Linked DNA regions of Homo sapiens: region 2 is linked to region 1. Evidence: chromatin contacts called from ENCODE Hi-C data. All regions are on one chromosome and are shown on one strand. The core of a region is the stretch at or near the end of the contact, and the rest is flanking DNA. Distances in the headings are between cores, read along the strand shown.

Region 1 (6,077 bases), core at 2,854-5,353:
ATGTGCGTCTGATAGAGCCCTGGAGAGGCACTTCTACTTTTGGCTAAGAAGCAGTTGAGGCAAGTTTTTTTGAGTATATGACATTCTGCTATTGAGTCCTTATGGCAATATAAATTTAGGCTAAAGATGGGGAGAACCCTTGAAAGCCTCAGAATTGTCTTAGTTCATTTTGTGCTGCTATAACAGAACACTACAGACTGGGTAATTTATAAACAATACAAGTGTATTCGGCTCACAGTTCTGGAGCCTGGGAAGCCCAGGCTGGTGAAGGCCTTCTTAGCTGCCTCATTACATAGTGGAATGAATCACATAAACGACAGAGTATGTTCAAGAGAGTGAGAGATGGAACTCACAACCATACGCCCTTTTATAATCGGCATGAATCCATTCATGAGGGTGTAGCCCTCTAGACCTAAATACCTCCCATGAGGCCGCACTCCCAACATTGTTGAACTGGGATTTCAGTTTCCAACACATGCTTTTTGATAGACACATTGAAACTGTAATCCTCATGTGGGCCTATGATTCACCGTCAGACGTGTAGCCCCCGGGATGGAGAGAGTCATCCTAACTTTTTCTGACTATGCATGCCACGACTTACATTGTGAGAGGCTGTGAATATCAGGTTTGTTAGCATAACTCTCTCCCACCTTGTATTTTTCACTCTGTACTTTTTTCAAATTAGACTTCTCTCTGCTTTCCACACATGCTGTGTGGTTTCACGCCCCCAGGCTTTACTTAAGTTTTTCTCTGCCCTGCCCACGTCCCTACCTATCTAATTTCTCCGCTTTCTTCAAAGCTTCATGAATCCTTTCTTAATCCTCTATTCAGAAATGATCCCCTCCTCTTATGTCACAATAGCAGGGCATTTTCACTCTTCTTATGGCATTTTTTAAAAACCTGATGTAGATGATTGAATTGTGTGCTTATGCCTGATATCTTCAACAAGTGGCTATTAACGAATTGAGGGGCAGGATCCATAGCTGTATCACCTTTCTTTGTATATTCCTGAGTACCAAGGGTTTGTCCATTTATCTTTTCCATACACAGAGATGCTCTCTCTCTCTCTCTTATCTTCCCTCTGTCTCTCTCTCTCTCTCTCTCTGTCTCTCTCTCACACACACAGAAGTTTGGACACAGTATAGTCTTATGATACAAACTTCTAATCAGAAATTTCATTTGTGTCTGATAGACTATTGCTACCATCTCCCTAACCTCACTCTAAGAACATTTAATGTCTAAATTACCTTACAGGATACCAGTCAAATTTTCCTCTGGCATGGTTTAACCCATTGCCTAAGAAAAAAGTAATTTGACTTTTTTTTTTTTTTTTTTGAGACAGAGTCTTGCTCTGTCACTCAAGCTGAAGTGCAGTGGCACAATTTCAGCTCACTGCAGCCTCCACCTCCTGGGTTCAAGCGATTCTTCTGCCTCAGTCTCCTGAGTAGCTGGGACTAGAGGTGTGCCACCACCCCTGGCTAATTTTTGTATTATTAGTAGAGACGGGGTTTCACCATATTGGCCAGGCTGGTCTTGAACTCCTGACCTTGTGATCCGCCCACCTCAGCCTCCCAAAGTGCTGGGATTACAGGTATGAGCCACGCCCAGCCTGAAAGTAATTTGACTTCTAATAACACAGAGGAGAATTCAGTTGTCAATATTTCCACCTGATTAACAGATGTGCATGTATGTGTGTGTGATAGGCACTTGGCCACTCCCAGTGTCAGGTTGAAAAATTGCAGGCTGTGTGAAGATGCTATTTGACACACAGAGTATACTTTTAACTGTCTTCTGTGATTTTGTGTGTGTGTGTGTGTGTGTGTGTGTGTGTGTGTGTGTGTGCTGAAGTCATTCTTTGGTATCCACAGGGGGGACTAGTTTCAATACTCTCACAGATCCTTGGATGCTCAAGTCCCTTATATAAAATAGCATAAATTTGCATATAACCTCCTGCATATTACATCATCTCTGGATTAGGTGTAATACATTATATAATGCAAATGCTTTGTAAATAGTCACTTTGCTGTATTTTTTTATTTACGTTATTTTGATTGTATCATTGTTTCATTTTTTTTAAAGTTATTTTTCATCCATGGTTGGTAGAATCTGAGGATGTAGAACTGTGGACGCAGAAGGCCTACTGTGTAGCATTTATCAATGCCCAAGAGAAATGAAGAATTGGAGTAAATAAATGAGTCACGGTCTTTCACATCTATAAATGTGCTACTTCCACCCTTTCCTGCAAAGAGCTGACCATGAGTTTACTTAAGTGTGGTTAGTGCATTCCAGAACCAGTAAAGGGTGTGAGAAGGGTACCGTGGCAAAATAACTTTCTAAATATATTGTCTGCTATAAGATCAAGAGGAAATAAGAGGTTCTCTAGCTGTGAGGTGCTGAGAGGGCCATTGCTTAAGGCAGTTCAGCGATGGTGAGTTGAGGGCCGCCTTTCCCCTCCTCTCTTCCTGATAACCCCATCCCAGGATGCCAAGTGGACGAATCATCTGTATAAAGCGCTCTGCCTGGGGAGGACAAATCGCAGACGGTATCTCCCCTATGCATGTTAGCCTGTGTCTACTCTTGCCCCCTGCCCTCCCTGAAGGCAATGCACTGCCCTTTTCAGCGTGAAATCCCCAGGCTGGGGCTGGATTCTGAGCTCTACATTTCTACCTCCCCCCTCTCCAACCCCCGCTATTTCTATGTCCTCACTGATAAGGAAGGAGCTAGGGTCCTTGTGGAGGCCGGGGCGAGGCAGTTGAGTTTTCTAAGGAGCCAGAGAGAAAGTGCAGATGAAAGGACCCATCGTCAGCGTTTGCAGGTCGCGGTAACCCCAGGCCAGATTGACATGGGCTCCGCACCCGGGCCGGTGATTCTGCCTCTTAACCGCTCTTGCAGGAGAGGTGACGTTAATCTCACAAACGTTTTCCTACCCTTCTAGGAGAAATAACGATAAGCCCCAATCTTAAGGAGCAGAGAGTTAGTTCCGGGCGTTTGCCACGGCTCCCTCACTTCAATTTACACTCGCACACGCGGGTACGTGGGTGTTCGGGGTAGGGCACTGATCTGGGGAAGGTCTCCCCCCCGCGACCCAACTCATCTTTGCACATTTGCAGTCCTCCCTCGGTGCACTCCTGGCGGGGATCTGGCCAGTGCAGCGCACTGGGACCGAGGGCAGAGCCCGCGGAGTGAGGCCAGGAGAGACTTCAGGCCTCTAAGGACACAGCTGAGGCTAAGGCTGAGTTGAACGCAGCCCCTCCCGCGGCTCGTCCCCTCTCCAGTGTCTCTCCCGTAAGGTGCCGCTCCCAACAGCAATGGGTCGAGATGTAGAGGAAACACTCTGTACGTTATTTTTCCGCCCACCCTTTAGCGCCTGAGGAGACAGACAGTGTAGACTTTAGGGTACAATTGCTTCCCCTCTGTCGCGGCGGGGTGGGGAGCGTGGGAAGGGGACAGCCGCGCAAGGGGCCAGCCTGCTCCAGGTTTGAGCGAGAGAGGGAGAAGGAGGTCCACGGAGAGACAAGAATCTCCCTCCTCCCACGCCCAAAAGGAATAAGCTGCGGGGCACACCGCCCGCCTCCAGATCCCCCATTCACGTTGAGCCGGGGCGCGCTCGGGGCGGTCGCCTGCAGTATCAGTATCAGCATCAGCATCAGCATCAGCATCTGCATGAGCATCAGCTCAGCTCAGCTCAGCTCAGCATCAGCTCAGCTGTCCTGAGGCAGCCGGCGGCTGTGAAGGAGCTCCAGGCTGCCCCCATCCCCACGCCCTTCTCGGCTCAGGGCGTGCATGAACCTGCGGATGGCCGGCGGGCGAGTGGCGCCTTCGCGATCGCGGCCGCCCCTCTAGGCGGAGGCACCGGGGACCGAACCCGTGACTTCGAGCTCCACTGCGGACGAATCCCGGGACCGCGCGCCTCGCGGAAGAGCGGCCGCCGTGCAGCGCGGAGGGATACGCCTCGGCCGCACCTCCCCTCGCCGCGCCCCCGCCCCCGCCGCCCTCCCCGCCCGGCTCTGCTGCCGCCGCGGCGGCCGCTGCTGCTGCTGCTTCTGCCGCCGCTGCCGCCGCCGCTGCCTGGATATAGTGCGGCAAGAGCGGAGCTTGCAGTCACTTTGCGAGGAGGAGCGCGCGGGCTGCGGGCGGCTGGGGCACCGCGGGAGCGGCGGCGGCGGCTCTAGCAGAGGCGGCCGGGGCAGCGAAAGGTTCTCTCTCCAGGGCTGGACTTAATAACTTTGAAACTGTCCACCGGTGTCACGTCCTGAACATGAGCCTCCTCCTCTCCTTCTACCTGCTGGGGTTGCTTGTCAGTAGCGGGCAAGGTAGGAGTGTGGCGCTTTATTGCATTTACTTTCCCTCCCCCTTCCACCCGGCCAAGAGAGGCAAAGAGGGAGGCGCAGGAAGAATGAAATGAAAGAACTAAAGTTACAGTTATTGCTGTTGTTGTTATTATTATTTTCGTTCTTTCTCCTAGCTGTCCCTAAAATTGTATCTGTTGTGTGGAGACCCTTAAATAAGAGAAGGGAAAATACAGAATTGGAGAGGGGAATCGGTGAGCAGGATATCCAGGGAAACCGCTTCTTCTTCTTCTTTTTTTTTCCTCTGGGATTATGGCTTTCTCTTATTTTTATTATCAGAAATTGGATGAGTGTGTTAACAGTGAAATATCTGAGGTTGCGGAAGGAAAGGGCACGATGGTGTTTTACAGAAGCAGCAAAAACTATCAGTGTTAAACTCATTTGCAAAATATCTGCTGTGTGCAAGACGTTCGATTCTTGGAGACTCTTTTTTTTTTCCACCCCTTTCCCAAAACCCTAATTCCTGACTATGAAGTGAATGATGATGGCTTATTTCTGTTGGAAACTAAGAGAGGGGCCGTGGATATTGTGTGTAAGAAAGCAAATGGATAAAACTAGGGATGTGTTGCAGTCATTCATTTTGACCCCAACCCCTTATTAATACAGAAAGGTGGAATCATTTTATAACATTACATTGTAATTACACCTGTAGAGGATTTTTGGGGTTGTGGGAGAACTGGTGGAAGCTTTTATCTCTTAAAAAAAAAAAATGAATAGCCTGGTAGAATAACCTGAGAGGGAATTTGTGGAAGCTATCACTGTTTGTCTCTAGAGAGATAGATATGAATTTATCTGGCTGTTTAGATAGTAAACACTCACATGAAATATATTTACAATAAATGGAAGCATTTTCAACTGTCCAGACAAGTTTGGACGTTTAATTAGGGACACAAAATGCTAAAACATGCATTGGTGAAAGTCTTTAAAGGAAAAATAAAATAGCACTAATTTTGAGATATGTAATGATTGCAAAGAATGTTATGTTGTTAGTGTAGTGTGAAATTGGTTTTTTAAAATAATATAATAAATTACAAGACAAGTTAAAATATCCCCAAGATATTCAGTTCTAAGCATTTTTAGCCTCTTCTGTATTGCTCGTTTGGTCCAGCAGGGGGTGGTAGAACTCCATTTTAAGCCCAGAAGTTGGTTTCTGCTCTTCCACAGAGTCCTTCTATCATTCTTCAGCAGGGCTTGACATTTTGGATGTGAAGCCTTCCTTTTTCTGCCCTTCTCCTCCCCACAGCTATAGTGTTAGTGGCGGATGAAACACGATTGGATGCAGATTTAATGTTCAGAAATCAGTATGCAAATGTTGGATATTCCTATAGTTTGTAAAGTGTCTTGATAAGATTCTGCTCATTTTCCCTTCCTAACATAGAGTATGAAATATTTCAGTCTTAGCAAAATTGCAGATATGTCCATCTGAAGCTAATACTAGCCCAATTCGTTAATTCAGTGGTTCTTAAGCAAAGATCAGCATGCACATATGTCCTACAGATATGCTTCTTTAATTTTCAGATAGCTGCTGATTGTGTTTAACTGTTCATTTATAGCATAGACAGGTATTTTTGAGCACCAAGAAACAATCCCTGAAAATTGCAGTTAAAATACAACTGCAATTAAATAAGTGTAGGTAGTGTGGGGCAGAATGGGAGCATAATAGGAAACAAGTTTATGCAGACTTAGGATTACATTGTGAGTGGTTTGGAGAAGAAAAATGTCTCAGTT
Region 2 (5,821 bases), core at 1,335-3,834, 1.4 Mb after region 1:
TCACTTCTGATTTTGGAAATTTACTTTTTCTCCTTCTTTTAAATCTGAATAATATTACTCAGGTATATTAATTTTAATTTTCTTTTTAAAAACTAAGTTTTTAACAATTTTTCTTGTTTGTTTTACAGTTTATTTTCAAATTATATATTTAATATTTATTATCTTTTAACTTTAAGCACAATTTGATTGTATATTTCTAGTTTCTAAAGGTGAAACTTACATTATTGATTTTAAATCTTAGTATTTTATAGCATAGCTATTTATATGTAATTTTATATGTGTATACATGACTCTGAAATGTAGTAAGAGCAGTCATAGCATATAACTATTTCATTCTCAAAACAAATCTAAAGTTGCCACTTTCCACATGCCAATTTAAGGTAAAATCTAACATTTTAAATGGATAATTATTTAATGAACTTATTCTGTAAACTAACCTTACCAGAAAACATTTATCCTGAGTACTATGGTCTGTATGTTTTTTCCCCCAAAATTCATGTGTTGAAACCTAACCTTCATGGTAATGACACTAGAAACTGGGGCTTTTGGGAGCTGATTAGGTCCTGAGGGTTAAGCTCTCATGGGTGGGTTTAGTACCCTTACAAAAGAAGATCCTGAGAGATATCTTGTCCTTCCACCATGTGAGAATACAGGGAAGAAAGCACGTGAGATGAAGCAGGGTATAGGCCCTCACCAGATGCCAAATCTACTGGCATTGTGATCTTGAACCTCCCAGACCCCCTAAACGTGAAAAATAAATTCCTGTTGGTTATAAGTTGCCCAACTTATGGTAATTTGTTCTAGCAGCCTAAATGGAATAAGACATTGAGTTTAAGTAAAGAAAAAATTGAATATATATATATATGTATATTTTATATACACACAACATATGATCTCTGTTGCATATTTATCTTTCTTTTCGTTTTTATACTATATAACCCTTTGTAAATGTAAAAACCATTCTCAGTTCTTAGGCTATACAAAACCAGGCTGCAGACTGAATGTACTTTACAGACTCTAGTTTGCCAACCCCTATAAAAATTAACAGTCATTTTAATCCACATTTCTAGATACCTCAATTTAGCTCAAAAAAGAAAGGCCAGTCGCTTCCTTATCATAAATACATATACATATGTTTTGTATGTATACATATACGTATATTTATGAAAGGAAGCAACTGACCTTTCTTTTACATATATGAAAATACATACATATACATGTAAATACATACATATATGTATGCATTTATATGTGTATATATACGCATTATGTGCATATATAGTATATATAACCTTGTTATAACAATGTAATATAAATATTATATGTGTATTATATATTTATTAAAACAAATGTATGTATTTATGTGTGTATATATATAAAGTGTATAGCCTCCTTATTATATGTATATATTTATTTATTTATAATAATGAGGCTACTGGCCTTTCTTTGTTGAGCTAACCTGAGGAAACTAAAAATATGGATTAAAATTACTGTTAATTTTTATAGGGGTTGGCAAACTATAGTCCATAAAGTACATTCAGTCTGTAACGTGATTTTGTATAGCCTAAGAAATGAGCATGGTTTTTACATTTACAAAGGGTTATAAAGTGTAAAAACAAAAAGAAATATAAATGTGCAACAGAGAATGTAAGTCCTGTAAATCTTAAAATATTTATTCCTTAGTTGTTTGCAAAAAGAGCTTGCCAACTCGTCTCATAGGAAATAATAAAAATAATATATTATTATTTTCACATAAAAATTAGAAAAAAGCCTGAAGATTTAATGGGGCACAATTTTGATTTTATAGTAGGCATAATATTGAGATTTACTTTAATATTTTATTTTATTTAATGTCCAGGATACATGTGCAGGACGTGCTGATTAGATTTTTGCCAGTGAAGAGTGACAGTAAGTTATTCAGAACTTTTGGTGCTCTATATAATAGTATGCGTAGGCTGGGCACGGTGGCTCATGCCTGTAATCCGGCACTTTGGGAGGCCGAAGCGGGCGGATCACCTGAGGTCAGGAGTTCGAGAGCAGCCTGGCCAACACAGTGAAATCCTGTCTCTACTAAAAATACAAAAATTAGCCAGGCATGATGGTGGCGTGCCCGTAATCCCAGCTACTCGGAAGGCTGAGGCTAGAGAATGGCTAGAACCCAGGAGGTGGGGGTTGCAGTGAGTGGAAATCGCACCATTGCACTCCAGCCTGGGTGACAAGAACGAAACTCCGTCTCAAAAAAAAAAAGTATGAATAGTAGTATGTCACACACACACATACACACACAGAGACAGATAGAGAGAGACAGAGACAGAGAGAGAGAGAAGCAATGGGATCTTGTGTTATATAAAGAAAGCTTAAAAAGGAATTTGGCATCAGGGCTTTTTCTCTTGGAATGCTGCCCCCAAACCATAAGCAAGGTCCCAGTAGTCTGCTAGAGCAGAGAGAAGAAACATACAGCCCATTGGCCAAATCTGGCTTGCTACCTGTCTTAGTTTCTTTGTGAGTTTCGGCTTCAATAACAAACTACCAAAGAGAAAGTGGCTTAAAGAACAAATATTTCTCACAGCTCTGGAAGCTGGAGAGTCCAAGATCAAAGTGCTGGCAGATTCTGTATGTGGTGAAACCCACTTCCTGATGCATAGATGATTGTCCTACTCTGTCCTCACATAGCAGAAGGATAAGGAAGCTCTCTGTAGTATCTTCTTGTAAAACAAACTCATGAGCGCTGCACCCACAGGACCTAATCACCTCCTAAAGTTTCCACCTCCTGATACCGCTACATTGTGAGTTAAGTACCATAGCAACATATAAATGTTGAGGAAACACGTTAAGTCTAGAACTTCCTGTTTTTATAAATTTTTGTTGAAACATAGCTGCAATCAATTTGTTTGTACATTTTCTATGGCTGCTTTCACATTACAATGATTTTGTGGACCCTATGGCCCCCAAAACTTACAATATTTACCATCTGGCTCTTTATGGGGAAAAAAATGCTGAACCTTGTATTAGACAATGAAAGTCACATGGAAGAAAACCAAGGCACACCTGCTAACCGGCAGCACCAACTGCTAAAGATGTGAATAAAACCACCTTGAACCTTTCATCCCAGCCAAACTCCTAGCTGAATTTAGCCACATACCTACCGGTGTATTAGGGTTCTTTTAGAGGGACAGAACATCATATATATAAAATCTGTATATGATATACACATATATATATAATTTGTATATAATACACACACACACACACACACACACACACACACATATATATATATATAAATGGGAGTTTGTAAGTATTAACTTACACGATCACAAGGTCCCACAATAGGCTGTGTGCAAACTGAGGAGCAAGGAGAGCCAGCACGAGTTCCAAACCTGAAGAAGTTGGAGTCCAGTGTTCAAGGGCAGGAAATATCCACCACGGGAGAAAGATGTAGGCTGGGAGGCTAGGCCCATCTCTCCTTTTCACATTTTTCTGCCTGCTTTATATTATCTGGCAGCTGATTAAATTGTGCCCACCAGATTAACGGTGGATCTGCCTTCTACAGCCCACTGACTCAGATGTTAATCTCTTTCGGCAATACCCTCAAAGACACACCCAGGATCAATACTTTGTGTCCTTCAATCCAATCAAGTTGACACTCAGTATTAACCTTCACACCTGGGACCACATAAAACCACCAGAGAATCACTCAGCCAACACACAGAATCATGAGAAGTAATAAAGTACTGTTGCTCTAAGTCACTAAGGTATTGAGTTGATTTTCACACAATGGATGACTAAAATTGGTACTGAAGTTAGGATGCTGCTGTAGGAATAAAATGTGTGGCACTGGCTTTGGGATTATGTGGCAGGTGGAGATTGAAAGGTCACTGACAAGACTGTAGGTAGAGGCTGGCAGTGGACTGAGAAAATTGTTATTCAGGGTTAGATAAAAAGCAGCACCTGTGTGGTATTGGCAGAAATTTGGAAAAAAATTTTCCTTCAGTAACTTGGAAAAATTGAATATTTATTAAATTGCTTGTGAATCTCACTGAGGACTGTCCTGGCAGAATGAACAAAGTGTCGGCTGGCACCCTCTCAGTTGCAAATAGGACCTTTTGGGTTGAAAAATAAAATTGTTTCTTCTCCCCAGCCTTTCAATGAGGGTGGGGGTGGGAGGAAAGATGTCCAAAGAAAGAATTGGGTCTTTGTGTAATGATTTAATTAACTTTGAGACTCTAAGACCTGTTTTTAAGACCTTATAAAGAATTTTGGTATTGCCTCATATACCTGCTCAGCTAAGTTAAAGGACTTCTAGGAATTTTAAATTTTCTATACTAAGTAGCCTGGCTCATGTCCCAAGGTCATTGATGGTTCAACAACTAGTTCTGAGTGATGCGTACAGGCATCCTTATTTGTAGCATTCACATGGTGTAAATACTCCCAACTCACTAAGAGATCACAAAACACCTTAACATTGAACAATTGTCCCTTACCAGCAGTGGCAGCTGGGTCCTGAATTTCACCGTGAATTAGACCCATGATTCTTAGTGAGTCCCAGAAATCATTATTTTTTGTGTGTATGGTGTATAAAATGTCTAATACTCTCAATTTCATTCTTTAGAAATTGCACTGTTCTGTGGAAATAGAGGCATGATTGGAGAATGACAAAAAAGGGATATTAGAGAAGCCTGTGATCCTTGAGAAATCAGAAGCCTCAGCAGAATAGCTTTATAGAAAAGACAAACTTTTGAGAAAAGGAAAATTATTCCCATGAGAAAAAGTGGATCTCTGAGAGCAAAAGCAGCAGAGACATGCCTAGAGGAAGTTCTCATGCAATAAAATGCCTGATTAGTTCTTAGTTTTGTCTTTCCAGATTCGGCATACTAGGGAGAGAAAGAACATGGAAGGCACTGTACAAGAGTGGACACCGACACAAGTGTTACAGACTGAATGTCCATGTCCCCTCTGAGGCCCTATGTTGAAATCTTCACCATTAAAGTGATGGTACAAGGAGCTGGGTCCTTTGGGAGGTGATTAGGTCATAAGAGTGTAGCCCTTGTGAATGGGATGAGTGCCTGTATAAGAAACATGAGCGCTCATGCACTCTCTCTCTTTCTCTGTCTCTGTCTCTGTGTTCTCGGCCATATGAGGATACAATGAGAAGATATCCCTCTGTAAGTCGGCGAATGGGCCCTCATCAGACATTGGATCTGTGTGCACCTTGATCAAGAATTTCCCAGCTTCCAAAACTGCAAGAAATAAATGTTTGTTGTTTAAGCCACCCAGTTTGTGGAAAGTTGTTAAAGTAACCCAAACTAATTAAGATGAGGACGATCAAAAAGTTCAAAGGATTTGAGAAATAAAGCACTGGGGCAGATTGTAACTGTAACTGTGGTCGGCTAATTGGCCCTTATGTTTTTTTTTTTTTTTTTTAAGGTGTTAGGTCTTCTATTAATTCATTTATGTAGGAGAAAGAAATCATAATTTAAAAATTGGTAATTTAGGATTTAAGATTATAAAAATAGGTAACATTTTCAATTTGTGTTTTAATAGCCTTGGTTAGAATTTAAAATAAAGAGGCATGGAAAATATAAATTATTCTACTAAAACAATAAAATCAAACAAAAATGCTTTAGAAAATACAATTTCATGGCAAGGCGCTATGTTCGGGTATCCATAGGAAAAGGGAAAACAATACTTGTTATGGAACTTAAAATTCAGATGGATAAATATGGAAATATGTTTCAGGCAAGGAGTGATTAAATAAAGGTAAAATTTTGTCTCAGTTGCTGTCAGATTGGAATCATTAATTGGTCAATAAGGCTGTGAT

What was found. A loop is a pair of places that touch in the nucleus more often than their neighbours do. Pooled maps may share reads with other maps.
Region 2: a loop to region 1 is called in a pooled map, with 11 times the contacts of the local background. The contact joins the enhancer-like site here to the promoter of NCAM2 in region 1. A Hi-C loop is called at or near these places in 3 of 50 pooled maps.

What each region holds. Positions count from the first base shown.
Region 1 is chr21:20,994,306-21,000,382 of GRCh38, forward strand. NCAM2 (neural cell adhesion molecule 2) reads left to right here and starts at 4,104. Exons shown (of 18, transcript NM_004540.5): 1 at 4,104-4,313. The coding sequence starts at 4,259.
Region 2 is chr21:22,418,912-22,424,732 of GRCh38, forward strand. No RefSeq gene overlaps it. Among named protein-coding and RNA genes, the nearest start is that of LINC00308, 320 kb to the left of the region's middle. Within about 2 kb of position 2,585, at least 2 of the 41 ENCODE cell types and tissues checked have a DNase peak (open chromatin) inside an H3K27ac peak, as active enhancers do.